Regions from separate parts of the Homo sapiens genome. Here regions 2 and 3 are each linked to region 1. The links are chromatin contacts, found by Hi-C in ENCODE. All regions are on one chromosome and are shown on one strand. The core of a region is the stretch at or near the end of the contact, and the rest is flanking DNA. Distances in the headings are between cores, read along the strand shown.

Region 1 (4,344 bases), core at 1,285-3,784:
GAAGTCAAGGCTATTTTCCAGGCCCAACCTGCAAGTACCTGTTCACACTGGCCTGGACCTGAGAGAGGCCCCACAGAGAGGAGAGCAGAGAGGGCCACTCACAGAAGGGTGGTGGTGCGGTCTCCCCACCAGCCCCAGGCTTGTCCCTCCTGCTCTACTCTCTCCAGTGCACACCCATGAGGGCAGCCGGGCAGATGGCAGAGGCCACGGGCTAGGTCCTCCCTTAGTCATCCCTGCCAGACCTGACCTGGGTCTCCCCCACCAGCTTGGCCAGCCCTATGATGGCGAAGGAAGGGTCAGGCTCCAGCCTGGCAGGAGCAGCTTGGCTCGGTGTGTAGGCCTCGCTCCCTCATGGCCCGCTTCATCTGTAGACCAAAGGCTGGTCCAATTTGTTCTCAAACTGAGTGAAAGAAATTTTCAAGTTTATGGGTTTCTCTTCTGATGGAGGCCAGAGACTCTCACCCACTTTTTCTTTCCTTCTGACCTGGTAACTGGGAAGTAAAAAACACAAATTTCTAAGTGTCTCCTCTGCCTAGATCACATCAAGAACTGACGCCATCCCCTCAGTGTGGAACCCAGGGGTCTCCTAAGGATGATTCCAGCACTAGGTTGATAGAAGTTTAAAGCTGGGGAAGGAAGAGCACAAGAAAATTACATAACTTAAGTGAAGAACTAGGCCTAAAAGTGGAACCTTGCATTTGAGCATAATTATTTAGCATGGTGTGCCTGAAATATGTAGAACTGAATAATTTGTTTTATGTAAGTATAATCAATTTGTATACATTAAAATTGATACTGGCTGGGTGCGGTGGCTCACACCTGTAATCCCAGCACTTTGGGAAGCCAAGGCGGATGGATCACCTGAGGTCTGGGGTTCGGGATCAGCCTGGCAAACATGGTGAAACCCTGTCTCTACTAAAAATACAAAAATTAGCCTGGCATGGTGGCAGGCGCCTGTAATCTCAGCCACTCAGGAGCTGAGGCAGGAGAATCGCTTGAACCTGGGAGGTGGGGGTTGCAGTGAGCCAAGATTGCGCCATTGCACTCCAGCCTGGGCGACAAGAGCAAGACTCCATCTCAAAAAAAAGAAAAAAAAAATGATACTTATCAGAAAAATCAATTAATATAGGTATACTTACATTCTATGATTGTCAGGATGTACCAACTCCAATCCCATTAATCATACTAGCATGAAGAAAAATTACATTTCTGGGCCACTGGGTTTGTATATAACCTTAGCTAATTTAAGCCTGGATAAAAATAAGAATGCTTGATTCATTTAAAATCTGAGATTCTGGGATAGATTTTTGTGTAACTTAAACTTCTCAACTCTTCTGCAATCTAGGTTTATTTTTTACTATAATGTACCTTCAAAGAGCTAAGTCTCAGTTTATAGATTGTTAGTTTTTTAAGTTCCACTCTCTTTCGTTGTACTGCTGAACTCTGGGCCTCTGTGTCCTCATCTGTAATGTGGAGTCAAAATTATCACTAAGGTCCCTTCAAGCATGAATTTCGCATTGACTAATCCGTTGTAGAACACAAGGAAAATAATGGTTCTTTTGTAGTTCTCTTGGGACTTTTACTATTGCTAGAAATCATGCTGGGCAGATGCAGGCATCACATGGACTGTGCGGGGAAGTGTAACTCAATAATGGCCATGTTTTGAGGCAGTGGTATTCAATGCTTTAAAGAGTGAGAAAATGGCCTTTAGAGATACTTTGTTTGAAAGAGAAACACGCTTGGAAAATGTTCTTGAGTATTTCTGTATGGAAAAGTATAAAATGGATATGTCCTTTAAATGTTTAAGTACTTCCAACACTTTTGCTCTGCATACTCATGGTGCAAACGAGGTGGGAAGGGCGGAATCCCTGGCCTAGCTCTGCGAGAGTGGGGTTTCAGGTCAAAGCAGGTCTGGCAGCTCTGCCCGGCCCAAGCGCAGAACCCTTAGCTGGGAAGGCCGCGGCCAGGCTGCGGGGCCCCCTGCAGGCGGGCTCAGTGCCCCGGCCCAGCACCTGTTGTCCCAAGGCAGGCCCCGCGGGGGAGAGGCCTTGGAGGGCAGCGCCCCCTCTCACCAGGGCGGAGCTCAGGAGAGTTCGCAGCCCAGGGGGCCGAGACCAGGGGCAGGGCCAGCGAAATGCCTCGCTGGCTCTTACTTTCATTGACCTCTGCGATGCCTCGCTGGCTTCTGCTTTCATTGACCTTTGCGGGTCTGTTCCCGCTGCGGCGCCGGCAGCTGCTTGGTAGTTGCGGGGGGCGTGAGGGCGGTGGCCCAGACCAACCGGCTGGCAGCCCAGCTCCGCTCCGCCCGCCCCTGCCTCGGACCCTGCGCCTGAGGAAGTATCGAGGCAACCCTCTGCCACCCGAAGTTCGTGGGTCGCTCCCAGAGGGCGCGCCCTGGAGCCGAGCGCCCTTGGGCGGCCATCTGGAGGCCAGGTGCGGGCCGCGAACCCGCGAGGAGCGCGCGGCGGGCGCGGCGGCGACGGCAGGAGGAGGGGCCGGGAGCCCGGGCGCCGCCGAAGGACGCCCCGTCCTCCACATGCTGCCACTTGGCTGAGCCGGGCGCCGGCGAGAAGGCGGCGCCGCTGCCCTGGCAGCTGGACTGCACTTTGCCCCCGCCCGGCCTCAGCTGCCGCCCGCCCAGACGCCAGCAAGCCCCCCTCCCACGACAGGGCTGCTCCGGGAGCTTCGGAGACCCGCCCCGGGCCTGAGCGCAGGCTGCCTCCGGGACCCCACGGCTGTCCGGACGTGCCATGGGCGCGCAGCTGCCGGGCAACGTGTTGTGTAAGTGAACATCTGGGAGGTGGGTGACTGGTGAAGGGCGGGTGTCTGTCGGTCTTTGCTTGTCAGCTGTGCCTTTTAGATTTTTCAATGGCAGAAACCCATGAGTTACAGGAGGCTTTAATTAAACGAGACCGTTCTCAGCCAGCTGCCGTGGATAGAGCCTCACATCTCCGTCCCCTAATCGAGAAGAGTTAGCCCCTACCCCTTCAATTTTGTTCTGGGCTTCCCAGTGAAAGGTATCTCATTATGAGTTGCAATTCCACCCTGCTGCCTACCTGAAGAGTGAGTGAAGATTTTCAGGTAAGAGATTTGCCCGTGAACATTGCATTGATATGCCAAGCTGTCAGGCTTGTGCTCTGAATGGCATATCATGAGCAAAGTATTAGCTCTCGTGCTCTTTGGAGCTGTGGGAGGCTGAATATTGAGGTGAAATGATGCAAATAAGAAATTAAGAGGAGTAGACGGGTAAGATCCTTTAGCCATGAGTTAAGGGGTCAAAGAAGCAAAGCGGAACAATTGGAGTTGTCTCTCTTGTCTCTGGTCTGACACCAGCCCTTCCCCTATCCTTTAGGGAATTAGGTTAACATAAAATTGTAAACTAGTAAATGTTCTTATCAAAGACCATCTTTTTAGGATCTAGTGTATGTGGCAGCTCTCTCAGGGAAATTTTTAGATAAGAATTCGGAGGAATAGGGAATCTACTTTTATTATGACAAAGTATAAATCAAACCAAGATCAACAGTTGGCTATTCCTTTTTCCCTTTGGATGAGGCTGTTTTCAAACACCTAACATGGCTATCATAAATAGATGGCAAATAACATTATTTAGGCATTCTGCTTTCAAGCAGAATGGTCTGGAAGAATAATTTCAGTTTTTAATTTTGTTTTGCCATTAAACAAAAATTATAATCATTACTTATTTAGGTCCACACAATGTTGTAACAAAAGGATGCTTTAAAATTGTAGACCAACCTCCAATCCATTTTATTATCTCCTCTGTAGCACTCCTGACAGGCCAGCCACATTTTGATTGAACACTTCAGTGACAGGAAGCTCATTACATTTTGACGGGTTCCTCCTTTTCTGTTGTTAGCAAGGCCTTGTTTACGCTGAACTGACAATCACTTAGGAAGCAGTACCTGTTTCTCATTAGTCCTACCTGGCCAATAGCGCTCCAACTGTGAACTTAGAAACAAGATTTTTCTGCAAAAAGGATCTGAAACTTTAGTCAGTCTGAAAAGGGTCCATGACCCAAAAATAGTTAAGAAATGAAAGGTCTAAAGTGATACAAAATAATATTTTTGTCTCCTTTGCTTGACAGCCTTTCAGATCCCTGAGCCTCAGTTTCTCATCTGTAAAATGGGAATAATATACTTTGTCTAACCCTAGGGTTACTGTGAGGATTAAATTAATAATATTAATAAAGTACTTAGTAGAGGTGCCTAGGAGTCAGTAAATGTTAGTTATCTTCAATAAATACTAGTTTTTATGTTTCCTTCCTTACCTAAGACCCCTCTCTGTGCTAAAGATCCTTAGCCCAAAATTGAATTCAATAAGTCAGTT
Region 2 (4,344 bases), core at 871-3,370, 840 kb after region 1:
ATTATACTGTGAATGTCACTTCATCAGTGTAAACTGTATTTGTTCATCTGTAATATAATAGAATTGAAATAAAAGATTTCTATCATTTCTTGTAGTTCTCTGGATTTGGGTTTTGTACAGTCACTTACCTGTCTTGGTGTGTGTATTTTCTTTCCAGTTAATAAGTACAAGAGGCCTCCTACATAGCAGCTGGTTAAAATGCAGGGATGCATATCACGGTTTGAACAAAACTGCAATATGTACATGACATATTTCATCCCAATATGGAGGAAAGCTATGAATACTTTTAGGAAAATGGCCATATGCAAGCAAGCTGTGTTCTTTACATGAAGGAAAAATAACACATCGACCAGAATTATATTGACGATTATAATGTAGGGAACACAATCTTTTTTTGGAAGTTTTTATAATATTCTTGAACTTACAGAAATCTGCTATAAGGAAGTGATCAGATATAGATGAAAGATTTATGCAGAATGATGTTCATAGCAGCTTCATTAGTAACAGTGAAAAATCAGAAACTGAATTTTCCAACTGTCAGTTAAAGCACAATTCATATAGTAGAATATCAAAGTTAGGCTCTCAAAGACTATTTAATTTCACATTGGAAAATATCCACGTATAAAATTAAATGAAAATGAAGGAAAGAAAACATAGACAGTATTATCCTATTATTGTAATAATATATAGAAATGTAAATAAATGGAAACAGAGAGGGAGAAGGAAAAATACTCTAAAATGTTAATGTGTCTGGGTAGTAAGATATGTCTATGTAATTTATTTTCAGTGTTTACCATGAGCACTATCACATTCGCGGTCAAAAACCGCTCAGGAACGCTTTGGAGCCCTAGCTTTCCGAGCGCAGGTAGAGCAGCCCGGGCCCGCCCACGCCCCTGGCTTTGCGCGGTGCAGTTTGAACCGCTTCGGAAACAGCTGGCCCGGCGCGCGCGGCGGGAGGGACGCGAGTGCTCGGAAGAGCCGCCCCACGTGCTTTCGGGGAAACTGCCCGGGAGCGAGAAGGACTGGGATTGAGAGGAAACCGAAAAGCGAAAGTTAGAGCCTGCGGGAGCAGTACGCAGGCGCAGCACGCAGGCGCAGCGGGGCTTTCCCGCAGCCCGCTTCCTCCCAACGGTTTCTCCCTGGCGGCGGGCGCACTGCTCGCACGCTCGCCCTGGGGCTGCAGATCGGCTTGCGGGACGGGGTCCCAGAGAGGCCGGTCCACGCGGCCCGCACGCGCGAGTGTTAGCTCTGCACACGACGGAAGGCGGAGGCGCGGGTGGCTGCCGTTTCACCTTAGAGGGAGGGAGGGAAACGTGTCCTGATTTCTGCACCTAAGGTGCTGGAAACCTTACCCTTGCACTTCCACCGTTTCTTTCCTTGTCCTGAAAAGGTCTCTTTTACCCGCTTCACTTCGCTATCTACACAGTTTGCACTTGCACTGACTCAGATCTTGTCCTGTCTGGTAAGCTGTGACCCTCAGCCAGCCTGGGTAGCTGCCCTTGAACCAGAGGTTGGGGTCTGGCAGTTTCTATAGGCGTCCTCAGGCTCGGTCTGCAAGGGGCTTGCCTCTTTCTTCTGGGGTCTTCTCGCCCCCATGCCTTCTCAGTTGTGGTGATTATACCAGAAGGAACGTGGGAGAAGTATAATGGAGAATGCTTAGTCACTGGACAATGATTTCGAAAGTTCGGCTGGCTGAGGAAACAAGAGTTTTGTGTAATGTCTGTGACTTACTCAATGGTTCTAGGAGGCACGAGACTGAGTTTCTTTGGGCTCTGCTCGCCTACTCTTAAGGGGCTCTACCTTCTTAGGGTGAACTCGGCACCCACCTAGAACCTCCAGTGTGTGAAAGGGCCTACCTACCTCATTGGGCCCCAACCTCCAGCCTCTTGTGAGAGTGACGACCAGCCCCAAAATGGCTGCACACAAACAAGACCCTAAGGTACAGAGTCCTACTATGCAAATAGACGTTTATTTTCCCCTGTTAGAACAACACAGGACCAGCTATGTAATTTGCAGGGAGGGCCCGTTGCAAAATGAAAATGTGGGGTCCCTTACTCAAAATTAATGAAGAATTTCAAGAAGGCAACAGGAGAGCATGAAGCCAAGCGTGGAGCCCTTCTGAGTGCCTGCCCTGTGGAAGCCAGACCTAGGTGGGGAATTTGGGGGCATTTCTTGTATAGCAACCTTGTTCGATGTTCACTTAAATGAAGAAACAAATTTTATAACACCACTCACCTGTTTAAAAGCCTCTGCTGGCTTCAATTTGCAATAAGAATCCAGGGCCCGCCAATTTGGGCTCACCTACCCCTCTTACTCATCTTATCTCACCCCATACTTCACTAGGCTCCCCTCAATCCCCTTAGCCTCTTTCTGTTCCTCAGATACCCCAAGTTTTTACCTGCCTGAGCCCTATGCATACATACACTGGTCTTTTGGGATGCTGTTTTCCTGACTGTGTTCATGGACTGCCTCCTTCCCATTCTCTAGGTCTCAGTTCAGTCATCATCTCCTCAAAGACACCCTCATTGATTGCTTCTTCCAGTGACTGTATCACACTTGCAATCCTCATAACACTTGTTAAACCTATCCCTGTTTATTATTTGTCTGTTTTCATCTCTCCTCGCCAGCGTGTAAGTTCACAACAGGAGGGAGTTTGTTCTGTGTTAACAGCCTTTTCCATCCAGTATTCCATGAGACAATTCAGTCTAATCCCCCAGGGTATCTATGTGTGTAATGAATTCCCTGCTCTCCTGTATATCTAGAATGTCACTGTATGCCATCCCTGGGAGAACTGAGAAAATCGTCAAGCAAATCACTTTCTGTGTCTTGTGGTTCAGAAACCCTGGTTAAGCAAAGCAATGCCTGATACAGGCATTTTCAAATATTTCAAAAATATTTTTTGAATGAATAAATGAACGTCACTGACCAACACTGAGATCAGGAATCACAGGTTAATTCAGCCATTCAGATCTCAGCACTGGCTCTAAGACCTATCGAGCCACAATTGAGGGGGGAAGAGAATAATGAGCATGCATAGCGCAAAAAACTTCCCTAAAGGACTTTTAATGAGAGCTCTACTCCTTCACACCCCTTCCAACCTCTCCCCTCTCTCTGCCCTCTCTGGACGGCAGAGTTCTTTCCGTTTGCGGCAGTCTATCAGTCTGTGAGATGTCTAAGAAGATGACTGTCAAGCCTGACATAAGAGTGTTGTGGAGGACTTTTTTTTTTTTTGAGTCGGAGTCTTGCTCTGTCGCCCAGACTGTAGTGCAGTGGTGCCATCTCGGCTCACTGCAAGCTCTGCCTCCCGGGTTCATGCCATTCTTTGTGGAGGACTTTTACTAGGGGCAGAAGTAGTAATGCCCTTGAGTGTAATGGAGAGTTTAGGGGAAATTTCAGGAACACTTGGTTCATCTATGAGTAGGTAGATGTCTAGGATGTTAGGCATGCATGAGATAATACCTAGCATCAAAGGGAAGTTAGAGTGAGCTTATAAACTGTAATTCTAGACAATGTCTATTGGAAGTTCAGGGTGAGGTAGGGAGGAAGTCCTCTCTGTGTGATCAAAAGCAAGTGTGTTTTGGTTAATCAGGATGAAGCATAACATTGGGGGCTGTTTCATGATTTTAGAGTTTGGAGCTGTTAGGAAGAGAATTTCAGCTTAGTTTTGCAGGCAGCCCAAGGAGCAAAGGAAAGGAAGGAACTAATGACTGTTCTTGATGTGTCCAAACACCAAATCATTAATAAATATTTATTCAGGGCCAGATTGTACTAGATTCCAGGGATATAACTGTGAGCAGGGCTGTCTTGGTCCATGTACATACAGAGCTTGCTTAGAGTCTATTGAGGAAAATAGATGATATCATTTACACCAAAGGAGATAAGCACTGTGCCGGGGATGTAGAGGATGCTATGGAGGAAGCGTGGCATGACCTGAGCCATGCGCACACATGCGTGTGTGTGTGTGTGTGTATGTATGTGTGTGTGTTTGGCAGGAAGGCTTTCCAGAGCCTGAAGAATGCGTAAACATTATCCAGGTGCAGGGATATATGGGATGGGGTTGGAGAATTGAGAGGATGTGGCAGGGGAAACAGAGAGAACATGGGCCATCAAAGAAACTGAAAGTAGTTCAGTCAGTCTTGTGTGCAGATGTTTTGGTGGATAAGAAGCTGTTGGGGAGGAGTGAAGAGAGATGAGTTGAAGACTAAGAGGGGACTAAATAATACGTGACTTTGGAAAGATCTGTTGCGAATTGTGGTCTTTATCCAAAGCTGGGATTCTTAACTAGTTTTTGTGACATGGACCTCTTTGGCAGTCTGATGAAACCTGTAAGTTTTTCAGAAAATA
Region 3 (4,344 bases), core at 1,092-3,591, 630 kb after region 1:
AGCTCTCATCACTAATGATGCCAATGGAGAGTCCATGGATAAAATCTAGGCAATAACCAGTATTGGTAAATCATGATAGTATAATATGATGATGCATCTGATTTAATCAGCCAAGAACATCCTAAAGACAGTATTCCTAGATTTAAATAGAATAGAATGCCTTTCACATGCTGTTTCCTGTCTTTACACTTCCCTTCTCTGCATGATGAAATTTTGCTCATCTTTCAAGAGTCCTCAGGCCTTTGATAGCTGTATGCTTCAGTGAATTAGAAAAGATCATGTATCATCTCCTCTGTGAAACTTGTCTTTTTTCACAATCTGCCTGCATATAATACATAGATAAACAGACACAGACACACACACTGCAGCAGGTCTAAATGGTCCCTGCCTGTTGTTCCAGAGTACTTTGTGCGCATGCTTCTGTTACCACATTAACTCATATGATAGTTTTCACAGATTGAGCTGCTTGAGGACAAGGGTCATGTGTTCATCTTTGGGTTGTACACCACCTTGAATGAATGAAAGGACAAAAGTCTTTATAGAGTCATCACTGCTGCCCATTTCTCTGCCTCACTTGGTTGTAGAAGCCACTTACATCCAAGTTCCAATGACTGGGCTGCGGACAGATGAAGAATAACAGTGTGTGTGTAACAGGGAAAGACAAAGCATGGAGGGAGAAAAGGGAGTAACAAATCAGTAGGAATAGTGTTCCAAGGGATCTATGATGAGCTTCGCCATGCTGTACCTTCTCCCTCCACCCTTAGCCCTCATCTTCCCTAACCCTAAGAGACAAACTGTCTCACAGTTGAGGCGTTGGCTTTGTTCCACTTGTGCATACTGCCCATGGACAGCAGTGATGGTCACAGAGGACTCAAGTGCTGATAATGATGGTTTAGGTGGCAGTGAAGAAAAAAACTATACAATTGTCCGTAAACCAATGCATATTTGTATATGAAGCCTGTCACTTAGGTCCAATTCCAAATACCTGGCCTTTCTGGACATTCTCTTTTACTGGCTTAAAGTAGGTATGAGGGATTTTCCCATGACCATGTTCCAGAAAGAACAGTCACCCCTCCTGGGACCTCCTGAGAGAAGCACCATCAACAGACTACTGCAGCCTCAAAGAGCTACTTCATCTTTAAACTCCTACAGCACTTACTGGCATGGTCTAGTCCTGTTAGATAGTATCTTGATTCATTGTTCCATTTGCATTGGGTCTCCTGATTGGACTGTAAGCCCCCTGAGGTTAAGAGCCATATCTAATGCTTCCCTCCAGAGCTCCTAGGACAACAGAGTAGAGTGAGGGTCTTAGAATAATATATATTCTGACATTGGTTAACTGAAAAACAAATACTCAATTTATTTTTTATATTATTTCATATATGACATTATTTTATATTATTATATCTTTTTTTTCCCATCCATTCTCACATCTTTCATGCCCATTGCCTCTTTTTTCCTATACCCCATTCCTCTTTCACAGGGCATTATCTTCCAAAGAGTCCTAATGACCCAGCTCTGCCACAGCCACCATGGTAAGTGAAGTCCAGTGCAGAACAAGGTAAACAGACACAATCCTGCCCTGGAGAGACTGTCATACTGAGTAGACCCACAGTCAGAGGACACAGAGAGGAGAGGAAGCAATAAACAAAAATTCCATTGAGCTGGTAGGGTCATAAAGTGTGTTGCAACCATACTTCAAACAAGGTCAGCCCAGAACTAACAGAAACTCTATGATTAGCACCATCTCCTTCACTTCCTAATTGCAAACACGAAAGACACATTCCTTCTCTATTTGTGCTCTGGCCTGGTAAGAATGGGAAAGCAACTTAAACCCATTTGAGGTTATAATTGCTTTTTTTTTTATGTTTACAAATCTTATTTTATCAAGTAGTCAGTTGTTCAGGCCGAGAGAGTGTAGGACAAATTTTTCTTTCAGCGTGAACACGTGAAGTACACGTGAGGTCTGTAGGGTATGGAGGAGGCCTCAGGGGATGAATCATGTGGTCTAAGGTCCACAACTAGGAGGTTGTTCAGGGCAAATTGCAGAGTGAGAGAACTGCAGGCAGGAGAAGATTTCAAATATTCCAGTCCCCACTTCAGAAAATGGCATCTCTGTATTTTCAGTGAGTTCAAGCTGAAAACCTTGCACTTTTGATTTATCTCTCCTGTCACATCCCCATTTAATCTAATGGCACATCTTGCTGGTTTGGGGGAAAATTCTTCCAAAATATATCTAGTATCTCCAGTTTCCACCACTCTAGTGCCACCCAGGTAATCTATGCCAGCCCCCAGTCCCATTAGAACTTCTGCAGTAGCCTCTACCTTGGTCTCTCTGCCACCCCCTTCCACCTCCACATAGCAGCCAAAATGATGTTGGCAAAGCATGAGTCATGTATCATTTAAGGTAATAGTAGCTACTGTAACAAGGAAATCCCCACATTTGAATAATACACATTTTGTGTTCCATTTTTTATTGCTCAGGGAATAGTTCATGTGGGGACTCCTTGTCAATGCCAGGCTGGGAGAGGGAGAGCCCAGTCATCTTAATACATGGAATCAACACCCAGCTGGTAGAAGGGCGGAGAGAACATGAAGCAGGCATATCTGCTCCTTCAATACCTCTGCCCAAAAGTCACCCATAAATCACTTCTGCTCTCCTTCCAATGGCCAGAATTCATCTATGACATCTCTAGATGCAAGGAAGTGCGCTGGCTGGGCAGCTGCTTCCCTACAACAACTTCACAGCTTCACAACTCCACAATTCTATAACTCTACAACTCCAAAATTCCACAACTCTACAACTCTTTAGTGACAGCTGCCATCTGTTCAAATGTGAGGTGGGTCTTATCGCTCGCCTGCTTACCACTGTCCAAGAGCTTCCCATCTAACTAAATAAAAAATTAAAATCCCAGCACTTTGGGGGGCTGAGGCGGGAGAATTGCTTGAGCCCAGGAGTTTGAGACCAGCCTGGGCAACACAGGGAGACCACCCCCTAACACAAAAGTTAGTCGGGTGTGGTGGCATGCATTTGTAGTCCCAGCTACTTGGGAGACTGAAGTGGGAGAAATGCTTGAGCCCAGGAAGTCAAGGCTGCAGTGAGCTGTGATTGTCACTGCATTCCGCCTGGGTGACACAGTGCAACCCTCTCAAAAAAGAAAGAAAAAGAGAGAAAGGAAAGGAAAGGAAAGGAAAGGAAAGGAAAGGAAAGGAAAGGAAAGGAAAGGCAAAAGGCAAAAGGAATGGCAAAAGGCAAAAGGAAAGGAAAAGAAGAAAAGAGATCCAAAATCCGAAGCCTCCGGACCTCATACCACCCTCCTGGGCTCATTGTGCTCCAGCCTCTCTCACCCTTTTTCTGATCCTTGCTTATTCCCACCTCAGCAGTTGCTGTTTTCTCTGCCTTGAATATTCTTTCACCAGATCCCTTTTCATCAGGTAAGTAGATAGAAAATGGGACCCAGGAATTTGCACTTTAACAGGCACCCAGTGACCCTGGTGCCGACGGTCAGTGGTCTATACTTTGAGAAGCACTGGTACAGTGGTTAAGAATGTGGACTATGGGATCAGAGGGCTTGGGTTCAAATATTATGAACCCAAAGACTTGCCGAATCTCTAACTTTGGGTACTTTATTTGCCCTCTCTAATGCTCGATTTCCTCACCCATGAAATAGAGATAACAACAGAAATCACTTGGTTGCCGTAAGTAAACAGAAACTTGGTTGTTGCAAGAAACAAAAACATGGTTGCTGTAAGCAAAATGAGGTCAAATCAAGATACCAGGTCTGACACATAGTAAGTGGTACAAAGGAGTGCCTACAGATGCATCATGCAGCTTTAGAAAAAGTAGGGTGGAACTGGACAAAAGAAGATTTGAGCAAGTGAATCTTAAATGAGAAAGTGATGTGACTCCTGTGCTTCCTGGGGCTAAGGGATGCCACCATAGAGTCCTAAGGAGTGGAGGGGTATGTCGGATGGTTTGAGATGCCTGTGTCACAGTCACTCTGAGCAATGATGAAAGAAGGTTAGATCTGGGAAAGGGGGCCCTACCAGGAGCTTGTTTCACTAGGCCAGATGGAAGAAGATTCAGTTGTATGAATTGAACAGAGAGATGAGTTAGAGGGAGAAGAAAGCAGCAAGAAGCAGCAAAAGAAGGTTAACAACATGAAAACAGACCAAGGGAAAAGATTGAAGGGAAATGTGTGTTGTCTCAGGATGGGCAGGACCTACTGCAATGGAAGGGCACTAATTCCTAGATTATACCCAAGAATGCCAGTAGATACCAGAAAGTGGTAAAATAGCAAATGAAGTCATAGAAGCCAGAGTTAGTGACAACACTTTAAGGAA

The links. Hi-C counts contacts between places; a loop is a spot of excess contacts on that map. Pooled maps may share reads with other maps.
Region 2: a pooled map shows a loop between it and region 1 (4-fold over the local background). The contact joins the promoter of STAT4-AS1 here to the promoter of AKAP19 in region 1. A Hi-C loop is called at or near these places in 2 of 37 single-sample maps with no recorded cell type and 4 of 50 pooled maps.
Region 3: a loop to region 1 is called in a pooled map, with 2.4 times the contacts of the local background. The contact joins the enhancer-like site here to the promoter of AKAP19 in region 1. A Hi-C loop is called at or near these places in 2 of 37 single-sample maps with no recorded cell type and 5 of 50 pooled maps.

What each region holds. Positions count from the first base shown.
Region 1 is chr2:190,178,329-190,182,672 of GRCh38, forward strand. It overlaps AKAP19 (A-kinase anchoring protein 19), which reads left to right and starts at 2,535. Exons shown (of 2, transcript NM_001042519.2): 1 at 2,535-2,781. RefSeq lists silencers at 1,891-1,990, 2,261-2,710 and an enhancer at 2,489-3,288.
Region 2 is chr2:191,019,406-191,023,749 of GRCh38, forward strand. It overlaps STAT4-AS1 (STAT4 antisense RNA 1), which reads left to right and starts at 2,121. Exons shown (of 3, transcript NR_136318.1): 1 at 2,121-2,150. LOC124900514 (a long non-coding RNA gene) reads left to right here and starts at 1,138. Exons shown (of 2, transcript XR_007087796.1): 1 at 1,138-1,939. It overlaps LOC107985785 (a long non-coding RNA gene), which reads right to left. Exons shown (of 2, transcript XR_001739163.1): 2 at 3,735-4,323. RefSeq lists enhancers at 801-1,250, 1,394-2,011.
Region 3 is chr2:190,807,635-190,811,978 of GRCh38, forward strand. No RefSeq gene overlaps it. Among named protein-coding and RNA genes, the nearest start is that of GLS, 71 kb to the right of the region's middle. Within about 2 kb of position 2,342, at least 3 of the 41 ENCODE cell types and tissues checked have a DNase peak (open chromatin) inside an H3K27ac peak, as active enhancers do.